Linked DNA regions of Homo sapiens: region 2 is linked to region 1. A link is an interaction called in ENCODE POLR2A ChIA-PET data of the cell type or tissue named here. Cell type or tissue: MCF 10A. All regions are shown on one strand. Each heading gives the region's core, and the rest is flanking DNA. Links, peaks and the distances in the headings are about the cores only. Region 1 holds the start of RPUSD3 (RNA pseudouridine synthase D3). Region 2 holds the start of IL17RC (interleukin 17 receptor C).

The links. Peaks named below come from ENCODE experiments on the same cell type or tissue, not always from the same donor. Only the 100,000 strongest peaks of a DNase experiment are listed, where the experiment ranks them.
Region 2: POLR2A ChIA-PET joins it to region 1 with 16 read pairs; 9 of 35 experiments call an interaction of 5 or more read pairs at or near these places.

The regions. Positions count from the first base shown.
Region 1 is chr3:9,838,744-9,850,767 of GRCh38, reverse strand. It overlaps RPUSD3 (RNA pseudouridine synthase D3), which reads left to right and starts at 6,760. Exons shown (of 9, transcript NM_173659.5): 1 at 6,760-6,878; 2 at 7,167-7,303; 3 at 8,525-8,569; 4 at 8,686-8,785; 5 at 9,963-10,070; 6 at 10,152-10,236; 7 at 10,461-10,584; 8 at 11,597-11,736. The coding sequence starts at 6,778. RefSeq lists enhancers at 1,413-2,273, 6,818-6,897. In MCF 10A, for the core only: no CTCF peak of the experiment used is centred there; DNase peaks (open chromatin) are centred at 6,697 and 7,127.
Region 2 is chr3:9,907,546-9,918,658 of GRCh38, reverse strand. It overlaps IL17RE (interleukin 17 receptor E), which reads right to left. Exons shown (of 16, transcript NM_153480.2): 7 at 10,352-10,420; 8 at 9,376-9,442; 9 at 7,619-7,794; 10 at 7,485-7,532; 11 at 7,359-7,404; 12 at 7,062-7,216; 13 at 4,635-4,703; 14 at 4,060-4,111; 15 at 3,882-3,980; 16 at 2,262-3,408. The coding sequence ends at 2,852. It overlaps IL17RC (interleukin 17 receptor C), which reads right to left and starts at 1,561. Exons shown (of 19, transcript NM_153460.4): 1 at 1,239-1,561; 2 at 925-946; 3 at 584-736; 4 at 250-324; 5 at 50-159. The coding sequence starts at 1,343. RefSeq lists enhancers at 1,650-1,839, 1,769-2,308 and silencers at 2,879-2,958, 3,139-3,198, 3,309-3,388. In MCF 10A, for the core only: no CTCF peak of the experiment used is centred there; DNase peaks (open chromatin) are centred at 1,658 and 4,958.

The DNA of each region.
Region 1 (12,024 bases), core at 2,227-10,226:
TAATTCCCAAGGACAGGCCATAGTTGAAAGTACTAATAGAACACTCAAAACTCAATTAGTTAAACAAAAAGAAGGGGGAGACAATAAGGAGTGTACCACTCCTCAGATGCAACTTAATCTAGCACTCTATACTTTAAATTTTTTAAACATTTATAGAAATCAGACTACTACTTCTGCAGAACAACATCTTACTGGTAAAAAGAACAGCCCACATGAAGGAAAACTGATTTGGTGGAAAGATAATAAAAATAAGACATGGGAAATAGGGAAGGTGGTGACGTGGGGGAGAGGTTTTGCTTGTGTTTCACCAGGAGAAAATCAGCTTCCTGTTTGGATACCCACTAGACATTTGAAGTTCTACAATGAATCCATCAGAGATGCAAAGAAAAGCGCCTCCACGGACATGGAAACACCAGTCACATGGATGGATAATCCTATTGAAGTATATGTTAATGATAGTGTATGGGGTACCTGGCCCCACAGATGATCGCTGCCCTGCCAAACCTGAGGAAGAAGGGATTATGATAAATATTTCCACTGGGTATCGTTATCCTCCTATTTGCCTAGGGAGAGCACCAGGATGCTTAATGCCTGCAGTCCAAAATTGGTTGTTAGAAGTACCTACTGTCAGTCCCATCAGTAGATTCACTTATCACACGGTAAGCAGGATGTCACTCAGGCCACGGGTAAATAATTTACAAGACTTTTCTTATCAAAGATCATTAAAATTTAGACCTAAAGGGAAACCTTGCCCCAAGAAAATTCCCAAAGGATCAAAAAATACAGAAGCTTTAGTTTGGGAAGAATGTGTGGCCAATAGTGCGGTAATATTACAAAACAATGAATTTGGAACTATTATAGATTGGGCACCTTGAGGTCAATTCTACCACAATTGCTCAGGGCAAACTCAGTCATGTCCCAGGGCACAAGTGAGTCCAGCTGTTGAAAGTGACTTAACAGAAAGTTTAGACAAACATAAGCATAAAAAATTACAGTCTTTCTATCCCTGGGAATGGGGAGAAAAAGGAATCTCTACCCCAAGACCAAAAATAATAAGTCCTGTTTCTGGTCCTGAACATCCAGAATTATGGAGGCTTACTGTAGCCTCATACCACATTAGGATTTGGTCTGGAAATCAAACTTTAGAAACAAGAGATCATCAGCCGTTTTATACTATCGACCTAAATTCCAGTCTAACGGTTCCTTTACAAAGTTGTGTAAAGCCCCCTTATATGCTAGTTGTAGGAAATATAGTTATTAAACCAGACTCTCAAACTATAACCTGTAAAAAGTAGATAGTTTACTTGCATTGATTCGACTTTTAATCGGCAGCACCGTATTCTGCTGGTGAGAGCAAGAGAGGGCGTGTGGATCCCTGTGTCCATGGACCGACCGTGGGAGGCCTCGCCATCCGTCCATATTTTGACTGAATATTAAAAGCCATTTTAAATAGATCCAAAAGATTCATTTTTACTTTAATTACAGTGCTTATGGGATTAATTGCAGTCACAGCTACGGCTGCTGTGGCAGGAGTTGCGCTGCACTCTTCTGTTCAGTCAGTAAACTTTGTTAATGATTGGCAAAAAAATGCTACAAGATTGTGGAATTCACAATCTGGTATTGATCAAAAATTGGCAAATCAAATTAATGATTTTAGACAAACTGTCATTTGGATGGGAGACAGGCTCATGAGCTTAGAACATCGTTTCCAGTTACAATGTGACTGGAATATGTCAGATTTTTGTATTACACCCCAAGTTGTAATGAGTCTGAGCATCACTGGGACATGGTTAGACGCCATCTACAGGCAAGAGAAGATAATCTCACTTTAGACATTTCCAAATTAAAAGAACAAATTTTCAAAACATCAAAAGCCCATTTAAATTTGGTGCCAGGAACTGAGGCAATCGCAGGAGTTGCTGATGGCCTCACAAATCTTAACCCTGTCACTTGGGTTAAGACGATTGGAAGTACTACGATTATAAATTTCATATTAATCCTTGTGTGCCTGTTTTGTCTGTTGTTCAAGTCTGCAGGTGTACCCAACAGCTCTGAAGAGACAGCGACCATCAAGAACGGGCCATGATGATGATGGCAGTTTTGTCGAAAAGAAAAGGGGGAAATGTGGGGAAAAGAGAGATCAGATTGTTACTGTGTCGTGTAGAAATAAGTAGACATAGGAGACTCCATTTTGCTCTGTACTAAGAAAAATTATTCTGCCTTGAGATGCTGTTAATCTATAACCTTACCCCCAACCCCGTGCTCTCTGAAACATGTGCTGTGTCCACTCAGGGTTAAATGGATTAAGGGCGGTGCAAGATGTGCTTTGTTCAACAGATGCTTGAAGGCAGCATGCTTGTTAAGAATCATCACCACTCCCTAATCTCAAGTACCCAGGGACACAAACACTGCGGAAGGCCGCAGGGTCCTCTGCCTGGGAAAGCCAGGTATTGTCCAAGGTTTCTCCCCATGTGATAGTCTGAAATATGGCCTCGTGGGAAGGGAAAGACCTGACCGTCCCCCAGCCCGACACCTGTAAAGGGTCTGTGCTGAGGAGGATTAGTAAAAGAGGAAGGCATGCCTCTTTGCAGTTGAGACAAGAGGAAGGCATCTGTCTCCTGCCCGTCCCCGGGCAATGGAATGTCCCCTGGGCAATGGAATGTCTCGGTATAAAACCCGATTGTATGTTCCATCTACTGAGATAGGGGAAAACCGCCTTAGGGCTGGAGGTGGGACATGCGGGCAACAATACTGCTCTGTAAGGCATTGAGATGTTTTATGTGTATGCATATCTAAAGCACAGCACTTAATTCTTTACCTTGTCCATGATGCAGAGACCTTTGTTCACGTGTTTATCTGCTGACCTTCTCTCCACTATTATCCTATGACCCTGCCACATCCCCCTCTCCGAGAAACACCCAAGAATGATCAATAAATACTAAGGGAACTCAGAGGCTGGCGGGATCCTCCATATGCTGAACGCTGGTCCCCTGGGCCCCCTTATTTCTTTCTCTATACTTTGTCTCTGTGTCTTTTTCTTTTCCAAGTCTCTCGTTCCACCTAACAAGAAACACCCACAGGTGTGGAGGGACAACCCACCCCTTCAGAAAGTAATAGTTTATTTCATTTATTTATATTTTTTCTCTCCTTTTCACAGGTGTTGAACAGTTTATTTTACTAATGCATGTGGTTTACCCCAACACATCCCAAATATCATGATTCCAACATGTGGTGTTGGCTGCATTTTCAGAGCTTGCAGTCATACGTCTTAGTCTGTTGGGGCTGCTGTGACAAAATACTGTAAATTGGGTCTCTCTAACAACAGCAATATAATGTTCACAGTTCTGGAGGCTGGCAGTCCAAGATCAGCTGGCATACAGGGTGTCTGGTGAGGGCCCACTTTCTGGGTCATGCCTGCCATCTTCCCACTGTGGTCACATGGCGGAAGGGGCGAGGGAGCTCTCTGGGGCCTCTTGTATAAGGGCGCTAATCCCAACCACAAGGGCCCCACCCTCATGACCCCATCACCTCCCAAAGATGCCACCTCCAGATGCCATCACCTTGGGGATGAGGTGTCAACACATGAGTTTGGGGGGACACAGACATTTGTTCATGTGGTAAGTGGCTCCAATGCTGGCCTGCCTCTGAGGCCTGGCCTCCTGGTGGAGGGCCGTGCAGGCACAGGGCTCTCGTGCACTGGGGTCCCCGGGGACACCTCCCACCCCTGCCCAGGCTCTACTTGGGAGTTGGCAGGTGCTGAGTCCTCTTGTGACCTTCTTAAGAAAGTCCCTCCTGGCCAGGTTCAGTGGCTCATGACAGTAATCCCAGCACTTTAGGAGGCCGAGTCGGGTGGATAACTTGAGGCCAGGAGTTCAAGACCAGCTTGGTCAACATGGTGAACCCCTTTCTCTACTGAAAATACAAAACTTAGCAGGGTGTGGTGGCAGGCGCCTGTAATCTCTGTTACTTGGGAGGCTGCAGCTAGAGAATCGCTTCAACCCAGAAGGCAGAGGTTGTAGCGAGCCGAGATCACGCCATTGTACTCCAGCCTGGGCAACAGAGCAAGACTCTGTCTCAAAAAAAAAAAAAGAAAGTCCCTTCTCTCAGAGCTCAGGGCTGATAACAGAGCAAGAAATGCATCCTCGGGGAGAGAGAGCAGCCTGGCCTGGCCTGGCCTGGGAAGGCTGGCTTCAACCATCAAAGACAGCTCTCACACCTCAGGCCCCAGGGCCTGGGGCTTGATCCCTGCATCCCCTCTTCCGCTGGCTGAGCTCTGTGCCTCAAGAGTGAGACTCCACCCTCCCAGCACTCCCTCACAAGCAGACCGGGCCCCATCCTGCCTCTGCTGACCCCCACTCCCCTGGGGCCTGCTCTCTGGGTCAGGACCCGCATGGAAACCAGGGGCAGGCCATCCCAACACCTCCCAGAGGCTGCCGGCAGCTCAGGCTGGTTTTCCTGTGACCAGTGCAAGTGTTCTTTTCAGTTATCTGACTTCCTTCCGGGGCATTCTGAGCCCACCCATAGCTTTTGGCATGCCTTTAAGGGACACAAAGAACCACAACAGCCACTGTGTCCTCATCTGTAAGGCAGGGCCCCAACCCACCCTGCCTTCCTCATAGGGGTGTGTAATGCTGGATGAAAAAGCCTATTAGAAAGTGTCCGTCAAAGGCCGGGCACGGTGGCTCACACCTGTAATCCCAACACTTTGGGAGGCTGAGGCAGGTGGATCACCTGAGGTCGGGAGTTTGAGACCAGCCTGGTCAACATGGTGAAACCCCATCTCTACTAAAAAATACAAAAAATTAGGCAGGTATGATGGTGCATGCCTGTAGTATCAGCTACTTGGGAGGCTGGGGCAGGAGAATTGCTTGAACCCAGGAGGCAGAGGTTGCAGTGAGCCAAGATCGTGCCACTGAACTCCAGCCCGGGTGACAGAGTGAGACTCCATCTCGAAGGAAAAAAAAAAAGAAGTGTCTGTCAAAGGCCCCGTGCGGCCTTTAATCCCAGCACTCTGGGAGGCCGAAGTAGGTGGGTGAATCCCTTAAACCCAGGAGTTTGATTTTTTAAAAATTATTTTGTTATTTTTATTTTCTTATCTTGAGCCCAGGAGTTTGAGACCAGCCTGGGCAACATCGTGAGACCCCATATCTTTAAAAAAAAAAAAAAAAAAAAAAAAAGCTAGGTATGGTGGTGCACACCTGTAGTCCCAGCTATTCAGGAGACTGAAGTGGGAGGATCGTTTGAGCCTGGGAGGTTGAGGCTGCAGTGAGCTGTGATTGTGCCACTGCACTCCAGCCTGGATGACAGAGCAAGCAAAAAAACACATTAGTGGCCGGGCACAGTGGCTCACGTCTGTAATCCTAGCACTTTGGGAGGCCAAGGCGGGCGGATTGCCTGAGCTCAGGAGTTCGAGACCAGCCTGGGCGACATGGTGAAACCCCGTCACTAAAATACAAAAAATTAGCCGGGTGTGGTGGCGGGCACCGCACCTGTAATTCCAGCTACTCAGGAGGCAAAGGCAGGGGAATCGCTTGAACCCGGGAGGTGGAAGTTGCAGTGAGTCGAGATCGGGCCACTGCACTCTAGCCTGGGTGACAGAGCGAGACTCTGTCTCCAAAAAACAAAAACCAAAACACATTAGGAAAATGTTCACACCAAACTCAAAGTGGAGACTGGGGAGGGAGTGAAAACTGGAAGCACGCAGTAAAGGGGAATTTACTTTTATCCCTTTCATTTCTTAAACAAGAAAAACAGGAAACCTATACATATATATATTGTTTCACAATGACTAATTCTGATGGTAGGAATGTGGGCAGTCATTATATTATTCTTTTTTTTCTGTGTTCTTCTACTTTCTTTTTCTTTTTTCTTTTTTTTTTTTTTTTGAGACGGAGTCTCGCTCGTCGCCCAGGCTGGAGTGCAGTGGCACGATCTCGGCTCACTGCAAACTCCGCCTCCCGGGTTCACGCCATTCTCCTGCCTCAGCCTCCCGAGTAGCTGGGACTACAGGCGCCCGCCACCACGCCCGGCTAATTTTTTTGTATTTTTGGTGGAGACGTGGTTTCACCGTGTTAGCCAGGATGGTCTCGATCTCCTGACTTCGAGGGGCCACAGGACTAGTAGAGCCAAGAGTTGAGGGTCCGGGTGGGGTGATCCGGCCGTCAGAAATGCAAAAGCCTGGAAAGACATCTCCAAAGGCCAATCTCAGGTTGGACAATCGTGAGCTGGGGAAGCTGCAAACACTGTGACCTCCGGAATAACCGCTGGTAATCAGTTACCTCTAACCCTTAGCAGAATTCAGGTCCCTCTACTACTCCTAACCTGGTGGCCTTTCATTAACTCTATGAAGCCAGTTTAGTTCGGGGGAAGGGCAATTATCATTTAGACTACGAACTAATTTCTCCCAAAGTTAGCTTGGCCCAAGCCCAGGAATGACCAAGGACCGTTTAGAGGTTAAAGGCAAGCTGCGGGTTGGTTAGATCAGATCTCTTTCGCTGTCATAATTTTGTAATATAATTTTTGCAAAGGCGGCTTCAGGTTTTTTGCTAAGACAGGTTTTTTGATCAGATCAAATTCTTCTGCTACAGCGCTCTCCCTAAAAGCATAGGAAGGCATTTCTGCATTTCCTTCCTGGGCGGAGGAAAAGCCCCGCCTCCTCAGGCTCTGAGTCCCGCCCGGTCACCATTCCGATTGACACTCCAGCTGACCAATCAGCGCGCTGGCTGGAGCGCGGGTCTGCCCCTCTGGACGCACATGCGCGCTGTCCTGGCTCGGGAGATGGACGGCCGCCGTGTTTTGGGCCGGTTCTGGAGTGGCTGGCGGCGGGGCCTGGGTGTCCGCCCAGTGCCCGAGGACGCAGGCTTTGGCACCGAAGCCCGGTGATTAAGTACCCCCTCTCTCATGCGGGACGGAGGCTAGGGCAGGGGGAAGGCACGTGCGGGATCTGGATCAGGTAGATGTTACCCGAAAACAGCCCCGTTGGCCTCTCTGAGCCTCGGTGCCCTCCGCTGTAGAATGGGACCGGTCGTACCTGAATTTTCGAGGTCAGCCCAGACATTGTGAGGCATTTGTCAGAGGCCGCAGGATTTGGGAAGAGGCGTCCGGAGATAGGAATGGGTGGCACCTCGGGATGGAATGACTCCCATTGCTTCTCCCTCCTTGTCCAGGCATCAGAGGCAACCCCGCGGCTCCTGCCAACGGTCGGGGCCCCTCGGGGACCAGCCCTTCGCGGGGCTGCTGCCAAAAAACCTCAGTCGGGAGGAGCTGGTTGATGCGCTGCGGGCAGCCGTGGTGGACCGGAAAGGTGAGGGGTGAGAGGCACGGCCGCACAAGGACCGGGAGGGGACTGCCTCGGCGTGCAGTTGGGCTCTCCATTGAAGCCACGGGATCAGCCCTGCTTCTGCCTCCCACTAGCAGCATGAGCTGGGACAAGCCACCTAATTTGCACCCTCTCCCCGCTTTTAACCCTACTGCCATGATGCAGTAGGGTTAAGAGTGGGGAGAAGATGCAAATAACTACCGAGCCTTGCACATAGCCGGCGCTCAGTTACGGGAGTTGCTATACTAGATTATTGTTTATTGGCCGCGGTGGCTCACGCCTGTAATCCCGGCACTTTAGGGTGCTGACGCGGGCGGATCACCTGAGGTCAGGAGTTCGAGACTAGCCTGGCCAACATGGTGAAACCCCGTCTCTACTAAAAACACAAAAATTAGCCAGGTGTGGCGGCGTCCGCCTGTAATCCCAGCTACTCGGGAGGCTGAGGCAGGAGAGTCACTTGAACCCGGATAGCAGAGGTTGCAGTGAGCCGACATCGTGCTACTGCGCTCCAGCCTGGGATGACAGAGCAAGACTCAGTCTAAATAAATAAATAAATAAATAATGATTATTTATCGACGGACAAAACACAGGCTTTGGAGTCAGACATACCTAGGCTCTGTGATCAGCTTGCTGTGCGGCTTTAGGAAAATAACTGAATTTCTCTGAACCCCACTCTCTATTCAGTGATTTATTCCTTTTCTCAACTATTTCTTGAACATATGCTATGTTCCAGGCACTGTTCTAGGCAGGCTATACAGTGCTGAAAAAGATAGATATGGTTTCTGCTCTCAGGGGAGAAATGGATTTCTCTCTAACGGGAGAAATGGATGTCAGAAAATAAATGAACAAGTTACTAGTGGTAAGTGCTATGCATAAACTAAAACAGGGTGTTATGATGGTGAGGAACTGCAGGAGGAAGGCAGACATTAGATTGGAGATTCAGACCTCTCCGTGATGTGACATTTGAGCCAAGATGATAGGGAGCCAGACCTGGGAAATTTGGGGACAGGAAACAGCAAGTGCCGAGGCTCTGAGGTGGCAGAGGAACAGAAAGAAGTTGAATTTGGTGTGGGGTAGTTAACTCATGTCTGAGAGTCATGATGGGGACATGTGCTAAGATGCGTGAGAAAGTGCTCTGGAAACTCTTTAGTGCTGCATAAAGGGTTACCGTTGCTTTTGCTGATGTTCGTGTGATGTATGTTTCAGGACCTCTAGTGACGTTGAACAAGCCACAGGGTCTACCAGTGACAGGTATGGGCCGGGGATGTGGGAAGGGAATGCAGCGGAAGGGGGTTTCGTGACTGAGGGAGGGAAAAGTGAAGGCATGAAGCTTTGGCCTCTTGTAATTTTTCTTTCTTACTTTCCAGGAAAACCAGGAGAGCTGACGTTGTTCTCAGTGCTGCCAGAGCTGAGCCAGTCCCTAGGGCTCAGGGAGCAGGAGCTTCAGGTTGTCCGAGCATCTGGGAAGTAAGTGGTAGGGGTGACAGGAAGCTAGGAGTACAGGCATCCATCTGTGGTGGGGAAACAGCTGCTTGGGGATAAGCTGAGACATTTTCCATGGGAAGGTTTGAGATCATAGAGGTGGATACAAGTACTGTGAAGAAGAGGAAGCCGATGGCTCTGGGTTCAAATCCTCAAGTACAAATGGTGTGATACCAGGCAAAGCATGACACCTCCCTGACGCTGGGCACAGTGACTCACACCTGTAATCCCAACACTTCTGGAGGCCAAGGCAAGAGGATCACTTGAGCCCAGGAGTTCGAGACCAGCCTGGGCAAAATAGACCCCATCTCTGGAAAAACAACAACAAAACTTTCCGCGTGGTGGCTCATGCCTATAATCAATAGGACTTTGGGAGGCCGAGGTGGGAGGATTGCTTGAGTCCAGAAGTTCAAGACCAGCCTGGGCAACATGGCAAAACCCTATCTTTACTTAAAAAACAAAATAAAACACACACACACACACACACAAAAACCTAGCTGGGCAGAGCAGCACATGCCTGTAGTGCTCGGGTGGCTGAGATGGGAGAATCACCTGAGCTCAGAAGATGGCAGCTGCAATAAGCTGAGATCCCGCCACTGTACGCAAGCCTAAACAACCTGAATGAGACCCCGTCTCAAAAAAACAAAACAAAACAAATACCCTCCCTGAGCTTCAGTTCCCCTAATGGTAAAATAGAGAAAATAATACCTATGCTCAGTGTGCAGTCATTTCTCCATGACGGTACTCGTGGCAGGCATTGCTAGTCGATCCATGATACTCTTTCCTCTAACTGCCATCAATTAAAGATGGTACTTGAGATGAAATATTTCTGCAGTTCCACAAACTCATGAGCTTTTTTGTAGAGAACTTATTTAAGAGCTAATATGTACAGAATTTCTAGTAGAATTCTGGCACATGGTAGACAATCGTTACGACATTTGGCTCTGAGTTCCCTGGGGGCCGGGGCAAAATGAGAAACACATTAAGCTACATAGTCTTGTTATCAAAGAAGGGGAAACCTTACTTGTTTCTCAGGAGTTGGTCTAGGTTATAGTCCTGGTGTTAGTGTTTGGCCTGAAGCAGGTCAGTGTTCCTAAGAGTTTCCTTTTTAGTGGGCGAGTTCAAGGGACTTTAACTTGTGTGATTTGTCTGCTTATTCCAGAGAAAGCTCTGGGCTTGTACTCCTCTCCAGCTGTCCCCAGACAGCTAGTCGCCTCCAGAAGTACTTCACCCATGCACGGAGAGCCCAAAGGCCCACAGCCACCTACTGGTGAGAGGTGCTGGGAGGTTCCTAGAGTGGTGGGGAGGTCCCAGCAAGCCACCCTGTGACCTCCTCCTGCCCCTTTCTCAGTGCTGTCACTGATGGGATCCCAGCTGCTTCTGAGGGGAAGATCCAGGCTGCCCTGAAACTGGAACACATTGATGGGGTCAATCTCGTGAGTCCGGGTCTGGGAAGAGGAGGGGTGCTTCTAGATATAGTACCCCTACAGAGAGGAGTCAGGGGTATGGATTTGGGATGGCTGGCTCTCCTGTCCCCTAAAACAGGCAAGTGACCACTGCCTATACTGTGGCCCTGCCCGGAGTCTATTGGGAGCAGGGAGGGTCTGGGTATAGCTCCCAGACCTGTGTAAGGCTTGTTCACTCTTGGCTGGCACCACAGACAGTTCCAGTGAAGGCCCCATCCCGAAAGGACATCCTGGAAGGTGTCAAGAAGACTCTCAGTCACTTTCGTGTGGTAGCCACAGGCTCTGGCTGTGCCCTGGTCCAGCTGCAGCCACTGACAGGTAGGTCTGGCACCCTAGCCAGCCTTTAAAACTGCACTTGATTTGGGAGGCTGAGGCAGGTGGATCACGAGGTCAGGAGTTCAAGACCAGTCTGGCCAAGATGGTGAAACCCTGTTTCAACTAAAAACTACAAAAATTAGCTGGGCACGGTGGCAGGCGCCTGTAAAACCAGCTACTCGGGAGGCTGAGGCAGGAGAATCGCTTGAACCTGGGAGGCAGAAGTTGCAATGAGCCAAGATCATGCCACTGCACTCCAGTCTAGGTGATAGAGGAGACTTCATCTAAAAAAAAAAAAAACTGCACTTGAGCCAGGCGCGGTGGCTCACGCCTGTAATCCCAGCACTTTGGGAGGCCAAGGCGGATGGATCACTTGAGGTCAGGAGTTCGAAACCAGCCAGGCTAACATGGTGAAACCCTGTCTCTACTAAAAATACAAAAATTAGCTGGAGTTGGTGGCACGCACCTGTAATCCTAGCTACTTGGGAGGCTGAGGCGGGAGAATCGCTTGAACCTGGGAGACAGAGGTTGCAGTGAGCGAAGATCACACCATTGCACTCCAGCCTGGGAGACAGAGTGAAACGCTGGCTAAAAAAAAAAAAAACTGCACTTGGCTTAGGGAGGCAAGGAGCTGGGGAGACAGTGGTATCAGCAGCAGCCTGGGGAGCATTTGATGGCCCCCAGAGGTGTATGTGACCAGGCCCAGCTAGAGGAGGCAGCTTCAGGCTAGCACCCCAACAGGAAAGAACAGTCCTTAGGCCCGGTGGCTTCAGCAATTAAATCAGGGTTGCATCTCATCATGAGTGGATCCCACAGCCAGGCAGATTGATAGCTGTGATCGTCCTGACGTGTTATGTGTCCCTCTCTGGATGCAGGGGCCATAGTACTGACCTCACTGAAACATATGATCTGAGAAAGGGGGTGGTGTTTCCCCAAAGGAAAAGGGGAGGAGTGATACTGGGTGGCACAGAACGAGTAGCTGCCCACTGTCTCTCCTGGCTTTCCTGTTGCCCAGTGTTCTCCAGTCAACTACAGGTGCACATGGTACTACAGCTCTGCCCTGTGCTTGGGGACCACATGTACTCTGCCCGTGTGGGCACTGTCCTGGGCCAGCGATTTCTGCTGCCAGCTGAGAACAACAAGCCCCAAAGACAGGTACTCCAGCCCACCTGCCTGCTGCTTTCTGAGGGGTGGAGGGAGAGGTGAGCATGGGCAGCATCTCCAGACCTTATCTGTGCAGCTTGGGACTACTGGGAGGCAGCCCTTTTGGCTCCCAAGGCTGTATCCGTACCCACATCTTGGTGTGTGGCCTTGGGCAAGTAACACTCACTCTCTTGGGCTTCATTCTGTCCATGTGTTCAATAAGGGAGTTGATGTGGCTAATTTCTAAAGCCCTCTTAAGTCTGCCATTCTTTGAGTCTGGTACAAAGGGTCAAAGGCATG
Region 2 (11,113 bases), core at 1-8,000, 70 kb before region 1:
AGTTTTATAGATTTTAGGTTTAGAAGGTGATTATTATTATTTTGCATACCACAGACTGACCAAACTGCACAAGGGCAGCAGGCACTTGCACCTCCAGCAGGACGCAGCGGGCAGTAGGGTAGGCCTGGAAGGAGAGCACGACTTGGGCCTGGAGAGAGGCTGTGGGCAACAGGGCAGGGGTCAGTCAGGCCCAGGAGCGGCAGGCCAGGCCTTGGCATGGGGCAGTTGGGCCAGCCAGGTTCTCCTCACCATTCCTAGGCTCCTCCACCCCTGAGTCAGCTGCTCCTCCAAACTTTTCCTCATCTTCAGGCTCTTCCCAGTGCCCTAGAAGGACCCAAGAGCAAGGCCCTGGGTGAGGCCCCCTGCTCTGGGCTGGCTGGCTTTGGCGTTGGCTTCCTTCTGGAAAGCCCAGTGCTGGGAAGCAGGGGCTGGGGAGACCACACTGGCCTGGGGGTCCTTCTGCTGGTGTCCTCCAGGAGAACACTGAGGATGCCTAGCACTGCTTGAGAGATCCCCTGGCCCTCATGCCCACCCCAGACACACTCACGTGTACACATGCACTGTCACAGGATGACTTGCTCACCATGCACGGCCAAGTGGACAGCCACACGCAGACAGAGGTCACAGTCGGTCTCCTTCTGGCACCTCAGCACCAGCTCTGTCTGCAGGTGCGTAGGCGCCAGCACGGGGCCCGGAGCAGGCACGATGTCCCCAGGCAGGCAGAGTATGTCACTGTCTGTGTGTGGAGGAGCGGGTGGGAGCTGAAGCTGTTCCAAGCCCAGAATTTGGTGGCACCTGACATACCCAGAGAGCCAAAGAACTTGGCTGTCCTAGGCTGAGGTGGGCATGGAGGGCATGGGCCTGGGACAGCTCTGCTCCCTTCGGCCAACCTGGGAAATTCTTTTTAAAAGTAGGGATACTTACCCCAGAGGCGGCAGGAGAGGCCCTGGGAAGGAAAGAAAGGAGAGTCAGAATTTGTGCCCCCACCATCTAGGCACTGTTCTCTGCCTAAGACCTCCACCTACCTTTTTCTGGGGCTCCGTATTCCCAGACCCTCCCAGAGAAAGACAGACCCAGCTCTTGCCCCTTCCCCGTTCTTCTCTTCTACCATCAGCACCAGACAGACCAGACAGGGCAGTTCTGGCAGTGGCAGCAGTGACAGGAGCCAGGCTAAGGCTTTGCTGAGCCAAAAACTGAACCCTGAGCCTTTCCTCGTCTCCCCAGGGTTCCAGACTCACCGGAGAGCAGTGGGTAGCGTCCTGAGGCCCCACAAGCCTCTCCAGAGAAAGGACCACTGGGCTTCGGCCCAGTGCCAAGGACAGCAAGAACCAGGGCACAGGCATCTTCTAGGTGCCAGGTGGCACCCAGGCCTGAGGCCCTGTGCTGCCCCCCCCCAAGGGGGGCAGACACCCCAGTCAGCCCGTGTCTGTGGGTGGCAGGGGCTGGAATCCCTCTTCAGCCTCCAGAGGGGGCGGAGGGGGCTGTGCTGGGTAGTTTGTGCACTCTCTGTCCTGGGAGTCCTGACTCTCCTCCTACTTCCAGCACGGAGTGCTTTCGTTTTGGCTCCCGGCAGGCTGCTGGCTGTTCCCGCCCCTCTCTGTCCCTCCCACCAACACCAGGCTTGGGAGCCAGCAGCCTTGGACTAGGGTGGTGGCCGCACCTCCTCCTTCTTTGGCTCTCCTCTCCCTCTGCTGACACCTGGCTGGGAGGGGCCCCTGAAGAAGACAGCGAATGCATCACGGCTGAGTAAGGGAGCTCTTACTCACCCCCGGAGCCCTAAGGAGGACACAGCCCTGGAGTCCTGGGCCCACTAAGTCTCCCCTTACTAGGCACACTCGGTCCCTTCAGACACTCTTTGGGCCTCGGTAACCCTTTGTGGGACAGGAGCTCTAAAAGCACGGACAAAAGGCACCAGAAAGTGGGCTTTTCACCACTGCCTGGCTCAAATGCGGTATGGGGAGTAGAAGGAACCCAGGACCCCAGAGCCTGGCAGACAGGGGTCCCATCTGTGCTGTTGCTGTGGGCCGGCTGTGTGATGATGGACACACCATCTGGCGAAGCCTCTGTTTTCCTCTCCTCTTGTAAGAATCACTGGGGGGGATCAAGGAGATTGCCCCATCCTCCTTTGCTTTTGGAGGCATTGCTTGTAAGAATGTGACGGATGCCATGCGGTATGGACACAGAGGATTTGGGCCAGCACACTGACACATACCCCACCAGGCAGGCTCCCCAGCCACACTAGAGAAGCACACTGTGTTTTCTTAGTTTGTCATGTTTGTCTTTATTCATCTTTCCGGATCTTGGTCCCCACCGCCAGCACCCACCCACCCCACCCCCAACCCCCACTGTCCTGACCACCTGGAGCCAAAAGCCTCTTTTCCTAGGTCCAGAGTCCTCTCTCCCTCTGGCCAGAGCCTCAGAGTGGGAAAGGGAATCCCTGGCCCCCAAGGAGGTTTTCTCTCAGCCGCCCCCTGCAATCCCCCACCGCCTCACCCTCCTTCAGAACTGACATGGCTCCTGCCTCCCTACCCCGGCCCCAACCTCTCCAGCCTGGACTGAAGCATAAGCACACTGCTCTTTCTGGAGTTCTGGAGAGGAAGTGGGAAGACCGCCCTCCCCCATCAGAACAGGGGTTAGAGGAGCTCTCAGTCAAGGGAAAGTATGAGGAGGAAGAGGGACGCGCGCGGGGACTGGGCTGGGACTTCCGGCCTGTGAGGCAGGGAATGCGGCTTTTCGGCCAGTCGTCCTCGAGGCACCCCAAGGATTTCAGGGTCGAAGGCTCATTCCGGGGTTCCAGCCAGTGTCCGTTGCGTTGCGGCCGCAGACACCCGGGACTGCGGTGGAGCTCTGCTCAACCTAGGTCTGCAAGTCGGGCGGCCTCTCGTTCGAGCCGGCTGCACAGCTCTAGGCGGCTCTGCCTGCGCTGCCGCGCCCCAAGGCGGCCCCAGCTGGTGGCCTCTGCGAAAGGCCGCGCGTCCAGCGCCCGCAGCAGACGCGGCAGGTCGCGCAGCAGGCGGTAGCGCGGCAGGGCGCGCAGCGGCGGGGGGATGTCGCCCTTGGCGCAGAGGCGACTGAAGTAAGCGAGCAGCAGCAGCGGGCGCGGGGCAGCGTGGAGCAGGGCGAGCAGGGGCGCGGCGCGGGGGTCGGGGCCGCTGACCGGGCGAAGGTCGGCGCCGCTCCACAGCAGCAGCACAGTGCCCTGCTCCCGCGCTACGCGCGTCCGCGCCGCCCAGAGCCACGGCAGCGGGCCCACGCGCGCCACGTGCCTCCCCTCCCACAGGTCCACGATCACGTCGCGCCCGCCGCCCAGCGCTGCCCGTAGCAGTTCAGCCAGCGCTCCCACCAGGCGCCGCTGCGCCTCCGAGTCCGCCGCGTGCAGGAGGAGCACTGGCCGCGCTGGGCCCGGGCCTGGTGGCGGGAAGCAACAGATGAAGGCTGGGCGGCTGAGGGACTGCTCAGCCCTCTTCTCCCCACCCTCTCGGGATACCGTAGGGTGCTCGCCTCTCCGCCCCCGCCCCCGCCCCTTATTTGCTCTGGGGGTTGGTACCGAAAACAGCCCTAGCCTATAGGGTGCTTATGGGCTAATTAGATAAAGGCACCCCTTCTGAAGAGAGGGTCAGGGCTCCAGGCTGGGCGAGTACAGCGCAGGCTGGATTTCTGCCCCACTAGCCTTTTGTACAGAGACTCAGTACAGTGACAATATGCTCAGAGGGCCCTTTGCCTTGCCTTAACCATTCCTGCTCACTTGGGGGCCTGAGGCTCCCTGCCTGGGTAACAGAGATTGGGTGCAGTGCTGAGAGCTCAGACAGGGGAGGGTGAGGGGGCAGCTAGTCTCCGAGCTGGGCAGGTCTGACTTCCCAGGTTACCCCAGGTGAGCTTACCTGACTGTGGGCGCCGGCAGGTGAGGGCCAGAACAACACCCAGTAGGGTGAGGAGGGCCAGCAGTGCCAGGATCAAGAGCCCCAGGTGTCTGTAAGAGACTGAGTCAAGCAGGATGAGGCCAAGCCCAGTTCCTCAGTGCCCAGCCTCCCTCTTACCTCCCCCTCCCCAAGAACTCACCATCCGGACACAAGAGGTGCTTCCAGGCAAACTGGACATCTGACCGCCACACCTGAGGGCACAGAGCCCCCCACCCCTATGAGCCAGGCATCTTCTCCTCCCGGGGAGCTGAGTGAAGCATGGAGCTGGGGGAGAGGGGAGTCCCCACTGGCTAGGGAATTCTTCCCAGGTGGGTTTGTGTCTGCTCCAGCTGCTAGCCTGGCACAGAACAGGTCAATGGTGGCAAACTCAAGTGTGACAGGGGCCAAACTCAAAAAGTAAACTCAAAGTTGACCAGGGCTGCTGTGAGGACCTGGAGAGCACAGGCCCTGACTGAAACAATCAGATGGCACTGAGCTCCAGGCCATTGTCACCATGCCAGAATGTGGACACACGGCACTAGGTTTTTCTGATTTTTCAACAGAGGCCAGAAATCCAGCTTTGTTTATATATGTAAATGGTGGTAAGCAATTTCAATTTAAAACACTGTGCTGGCCAAACCAAACATTTTTGCAGAATGGATTTTCCAGGGGTGGGTGCCACTAGGGGAGCAGATGCCAAGGCTCTGTATGTAGAGTGAGGGTAGGTTTCCTTACCAGGACACAGCACCCTGGCCTCAGGAAGGGAATGATGAGGTCTAGTGACACTGGGCTTGAGCCCCGGGCCTGTAGAAACAAAGAGCAGAAAGGCTGTCCCCAGGGAGGTGAATCTGGCCCTGTCTGGCCTTGAGTCTTTGCCCCTGCTGTTCCTCCCCACCACACCCCCAATCCTACGAGGCTTAGGCCAAGTGCCACCTCTGACAAGAAGGCTTCCCCAGTCACTCCGGCTCCCACTGATCTTTCCCAGAGCTCAGCTCCTGCTGCAGTCAGGTATTTGTCAACAGACAGACTCTGAGTGTGTCCTCTGTGCCAAGCCCTGAGGAAAGAAGGCGGGTGCGGACATTGTCTGTGTCCTCTAGCAGCTCACAAACCAGGAAGGCTGTCTCACTTTACTCTCCTGCACAGCTGAAGAGGTATCAAAACATATCATTGAAAAGAATGTAAGTTTTAAGGTCAGGAGACCTGGGTCCAGGCTTAACTGTTGCCTTTGTAGTCCCTAGCTTTGTGGTCCTTGCATGGAGGTAGGTTACCTCTCTTTCCTAAGGCTCACTTCCCTCATTTTTATTTTAATTTTTTTATGTTTGTTTATTTATTTATTTATTTATTTATTTATTTTTTGAGACAGAGTCTTGCTCCGTCGTGCAGGCTGGAGTGCACTGGTGCAATCTTGGCTCACTGCAACCTCCACCTCCTGGGTTCAAGCTATTCTCCTGCCCCAGCCTCCCAAGTAGCTAGGATTACAGGTGCACGCCACCATGCCCAGCTAATTTTTGTATTTTTAGTAGAGACGGGTTTTGCCATGTTGGTGAGGCTGGTCTCAAACTCCTGACCTCAGGTGATCTGCCCTCCTCAGCCTCCCAAAATGCTGGAATTACAGGCGTGAGCCACTGCGCCTGGCCTACTTTCTTCATTTTTATATGGGGGATAATAATCTTTATTTTACTGGGTTATTGAGAGCATCAAATGGGTATATGCACATGAATGTCTTTTTAAATAAACTACAATGTATATTCATTTATTGGTAACAGCTATTATTAGTCTATGAACTCCTTAACTGTGTTATATACTTTTCTTGTATCTCCCAGAGCCTGCTACAGGGTGGGCACAAAGCATACTAAATTGGACAGAATTTTAATTAAAAACATTTTTTTTAGAGTCAGAGTCTTATGCTGTCACCCAGGCTGGAGTGCTGTGGCATGATCATAGCTCATTGCAGCCTTGGACTCCTGAGCTCACACGGTTCTCCCACCTCAGCTGGGACTACAAGTGTGAGACACTGCATGTGGCCATCTTAAGCGTGACTTGGTCTTTCATACTGTGTTGCTATCACCTGTCTGCTTGGGAGCCCTCATACAATGCAAAACAAACATATAAGCTGCAAGTGAGCATTTAAGAAATAACTGTTTGAAAGAGCTAGTCATGCTTAGTCAGCGTGGTGCTGTGGTATTGAGGGTGTACTTGACTGTGGTTTTTATATCAGATACATGGAAGATAGTCTGATAAAGTGCTCCTAGTTACGTAACAGGTGAAATTTGTCAATAGTTTACAGGATTGTGCAGAGCCTGTCAGCTGCATGGGCTCTGCCTCCTAGGATAGATAACTTCTGCACAGGTGCCTCGTGGAGGCAGGAGAGTAGTGGTAGCGGACAGCTGGGTTCAAGGGAAGGCATCAGTATTAAATGTTGTTCTGTTAGGCTAGAGCAGTGGTCCCCGACCTTTTTGGCACCAGGGACTGGTTTCATGGAAGAAAATTTTTACACAGAGGTTGAAGGGGTTGGGGTTTGGGGGAATGGTTTCAGGATGAAACCACCTTAGATCATCAGGCATTAGATTCTCATAAGTAGCTCACAACCAAGATCCCTCGCATGCACCGTTCACAATAGGGTTTGCGCTCCTATAAGAATCTAATGCAGCCACTGGACTGACAGGAGGCAGAGCTCAGGCAGTAATGCTTGCTCACCCTCCACTTACCTCCTGCTGTGTGGCCTCGTTTCTCACAAACCACAGACAGTTACTGGTCTGCGGCTCACGGATTGGGACCCCTGGGCTACAGGACACCTGAATGTGGGAGGGCCAGTCCCTTGCCTCTGTTATTCCTGTAAATTCAGAAACTGAAAGGATTAGAAAATACTCCCTTAGCTTGCAGTGAGCCGAGATCGCGCCACTGCACTCCAGCCTGGGTGACAGAGCGAGACTCTGTCTCAAAAAAAAAAAAGAAAAAAAGAAAAAAAAGAAAATGCTCCCTTGAGGAACCTACTGTCAGCAAGTTAGCTGAACAGAGGCTGATCACGTAAATAAAGTAAACCAGATGGTAAAAGTCAGGGATTTGTTTGTTTCTGCCTTCCCAGGGTCTATCTCAATGAGGTCACAAGGAAATTGAGGGCTGTGCTCTGAGCAATAGGACCTAGTGGGGGCGAGGCCATACCTGGCTGACAGTGTACACGGGGGGCACCAAAGTGTCCTGCCCCAAGCCTGGGAGGCTCCAGGCAGCACTGAAGGTGGCATGCATTCTTGAGGAGAAGTGAAGAATCAGCTGCTGGGCTTGGGTATCCATGCTTACATTCCAGGATGTGAGAGACCCTGTTTGGGGCGGGGTGGGGGTGTTGATAGGAGTTGGGCTTTGGGTGATGAATTCAGGGCTGGGCTGGGGTTTAGCTTGGTTACAGTTGGGTGAGGATGAAATGGGGCAGGGGGTCCCAGCAGAGGTCACTTATTGACTCACCAGTCTGGTGGGGGCATTCAACATGGCTGCTGTTTCCAAAAGAGAACTGAGAAATACAGGAATGGCAGATTAGCAAGCTCCAGGCAATACCCACTACACCACATCTTTTCTTACCCATGGTTGTACCTTGAAGCAGAGCTGGGGGTGCAGGTCCACCTTCTCCAAAACATACCACTGTGGGAGGAGAGGAGAGTTCATCAGGGAGAAAATTCCTGGGCCCCAGCCCTGCCCACCCTGGTCCTGGGGGAACCTGTCCTCACCCCATCTGACTCTCGAGCTGTGGCATTCGGGAGGTCTTTGCAAAGGGTATGCCAGTCGTGCCTCTGGCAGAGGGCAGCTTCCAGCTTCAGTGGGCAGCGGAGTGTCAGGGCCATGACCATCTGAGTGTGCTGGCTGTAGTCAGTGAAGTGCACTGACTTCCAGAAGTCCGAGCCATCTGGGCAGGTGGCAGGGTCAGTGGGTGAGGGTCAGCCCTGCTTCAGCCCCACCTTGCCACCCACATCCTGGGGGCAGCTGGAGATAATGTTTGTAAAAGTAACCAGCACTATTCCTGGCCAGAACAGGTACTAAATCAATGAGCATCCCTTTCATTATCTTTCTTTTCCTTTTCTTTTTTGAGATAGAATCTCACTCTGTCGCCCAGTCTGGAGTGCAGTGGTGCAATCTCAGCTCACTGCAACCTCTGTGTCCTGGGTTCAAGCGATTCTCATGCCTCAGTAGCTGGGATTACAGGTGTGTGCCACCAAGCCCAGCTAATTTTTGTATTTTTAGTAGAGATGGGTTTTCACCATATTGGCCAGGCTGGTCTCCTGACCTCGTGGACTCCTGACCTTGTGACCCACCCACCTTGGCCTCCCAAAGTGCTGGGATTACAAGTGTGAGCCACCATGCCCAGCCCCCTTTCATTACCTTTCTGTTTTTTGTTTTTTTTTTTGAGACGGAGTTGCACTCTGTCACCCAGGCTGGAGTGCAGTGGTGTGATTTCGGCTCACTGCAACCTCTGCCTCCCGAGCTCAAGTGATTCTCCTGTCTTGATCCCCTGAGTAGCTGGGACTACAGGCGCGCATCACCATGCCCGGCTAACTTTTTGTATTTTTAGTACAGACAGGGTTTCACCATGTTGGCCAGGCTGGTTTCAAACTCCTGACCTCAGGTGATCTGCCTACTTCAGCCTCCCAAAGTGCTGGAATTACAGGCGTGAGCCATTGCGCCCAACCTCATTATCTTTCTATCCAGGGGTCTCTCTCCTCTCCTTCCCAGGCCTCCATTCTGGCCAGGTCCTTGCTTCTCCCCAAACTCGAAATCTGCTTAGGGTCCTCTCAGAACCAGGAATGTCTTTCCCTCCTATCTCTCCTTTCTAAGTCTTGCCCTTTTTCTGACCCCAGCTCAGGTGCCACTTCCTCTAAGAGGCCTTCTCTGCTTATAATGGCCCTTCTTGGGCTTCTCCCTTTCCCAATTTCTTGCCCTACAGCCTAGTCCTTAACCATAACCCTGCCCTGTAAGTTCTGTAGGCTGCTTTATGTGAGTCACTTTTGTCTGAGTGTCCTGCCTCTCCTTGAGAACAACAACATGCATACAGCACTTCAGACATCACCAGCCACTTTCATATGTAATATTTAACTCAGGCTTCACAAACACTTTGAAGGCAGAGCAGGTATTGAGATTTTACAGATGAGGAAAGTGAGGCTCAGAGAAGAACAATTGACAGAGCTGTGATGGGAACTGGGTCTTCTGGCCCATCCTCTTAGGACACCATCTCCTAGGCCTCATATTTCTAAACTTCTCACAGTACTGCGGTGCTCAGCGATCTCTGATCTATTGGCAAGCGGACTGGTAGACTTGGCAGCCCTTTTCCCCCCACTGACTCCAGGGAAAGTACCTGCATGCCTTCTGGGGACTTCCCCCAGCACATGTGTGAAGTGCGGGGTGTGTGTGTGTGTGTGTGTACATGTGTGTGTAGGAGACAGAAAGAGAAAGGGGATGTGTGTGCACAAGGGTGCGTGTCAACAGCACTCACAGGCTTCTGGCCAGCTCTGGAAGGGACATTTTTTGCGCCTCACAGTGTCCTCTTGCAGGTAGGATGCCTGGAGAGACGGGAGCAGGTGGGGAGGGTCAGAGGAATGGCTTTTCCAATCTCACTCAGACCTAAAACTCATTCTGGCTTTACCTTACTGTGACGCAAGCTGCCTGAGCTGGCCAGGCACTGACCGAGCAGGAGGGGGCAATGTGGGGTGGGGGCAAGGGTGGAGAGGAACTCCAGAGCATAGGAGAGGGATAAGCAAGTGAGGGGCTAACTCCTCTTCCTCCTAAAGAGAACTATCCCCAGAAAGAAGGAAATCCTGAGGTCGCATTCCTCAGCTTTGGTCTTCTCTGGCCTCCACTCTCAGCCATCCCCAAGGCACCCAGTGCTCTGTGTTGGCTCCTGACTCTGGAATGCCCACATGCCCACCTGCTGTCCACCCTGGCAATTGCTCGTGGCTCTAGGTCTCTGCCATCATCCTCCCTTAGGTCTTCCAGGTGACAATTTCCCTTGCCTTTTCTGTCTAGTCCAAAGAAAACTTTCTGCTATGTTCCTTAGACTTGTAAAGAGAAAAGGAGGACTGCCACAGAGGCCTAGAGGGGACAAGACTTTTGGGGGCATATGGATCCTGCAGTGGCCATGCACACACTCCTTCCTCGACTCCTCAGAACACACAGCAATGACAGCTGCCTATTCTGGCTCTGTGGGCTGAGGCCAGGTCTGGGCCAGGGAAAGATGGGTTTGGATGAGGCTGAGGTTGGAATCACCCTAAGAAGGTCCAATGTTCAGCAGCACCCTTCCACCTCTGACCCCATGTGTGGCTCACAGCCAAGCTGGCGCTGGTCTTCCTAAGCATGCCAGTAACACTCAGTCTTTTTAAACCCAATTTACTGGAGATATACTTGACCAACTGCGCTACCTTGGGGGCTTAGGAGCAGAGCCATGGACAGCCCACACCTTTTCCTTTGCTCACCTCTATGCACAGACAGGGCAGAAGGAATTCATAAGGCAGCTCTACAGTGTGGCCCCCAGACACAATTTTCTGTGGATGAAACAGCAAAGGAAGACAAAAGATGCCTGAGAAAGAGCATGGGCACATAGACAAGGGCAGAACAGTGCTGGGATCTTGGCCAACACACCCTGTTTTTCCTCTAATATGAGATACTTCTTCTCCTGATAAGTCTCTCAAAGGTTGTCTGCTTAGTAATCTAATCATTAGCTCTAGGTGCTCTAGGTGGAGTTGGGGGGAAGGAGACAGGGAATACATTCCTTTATTGAGGCCCTACTATATGCCAGGGAGTGTAGAGGGTGCTAGAAGTATTAAATCAATTAACTCCATGCTAGCATCACAGTGATCTTATGAGGTATCCTCACTGTTATAAAAATGATAAGCTGAGGGCCTCAGGGGTTCAACAGCAGTCCCTGCAAATGCTACCAACTGTATACAATGGCATCCATGACAAAGGGAGGTTGAGGTGGGATGCTGGGGCCCAGGTTGGGAGAATGGGAGACATATCACTCTCTGAGTGGCAGGAACAAAGGGAGGGAGATGGAAGGGTACCAAGACAGATGTGATCATTTTGTTATGTTCTTAGGCGATACAACCTCTTAGGGGAGCTGAAAAGGCTTTTTAAATTTTTAATTAACAATTCTTTTTTCTTACTTGTCACTAACTTGAAGCTCAAGGAAAGGCTTCTTAATGCCTGAATCACACTGAGGATCCTCTCATTGGGGG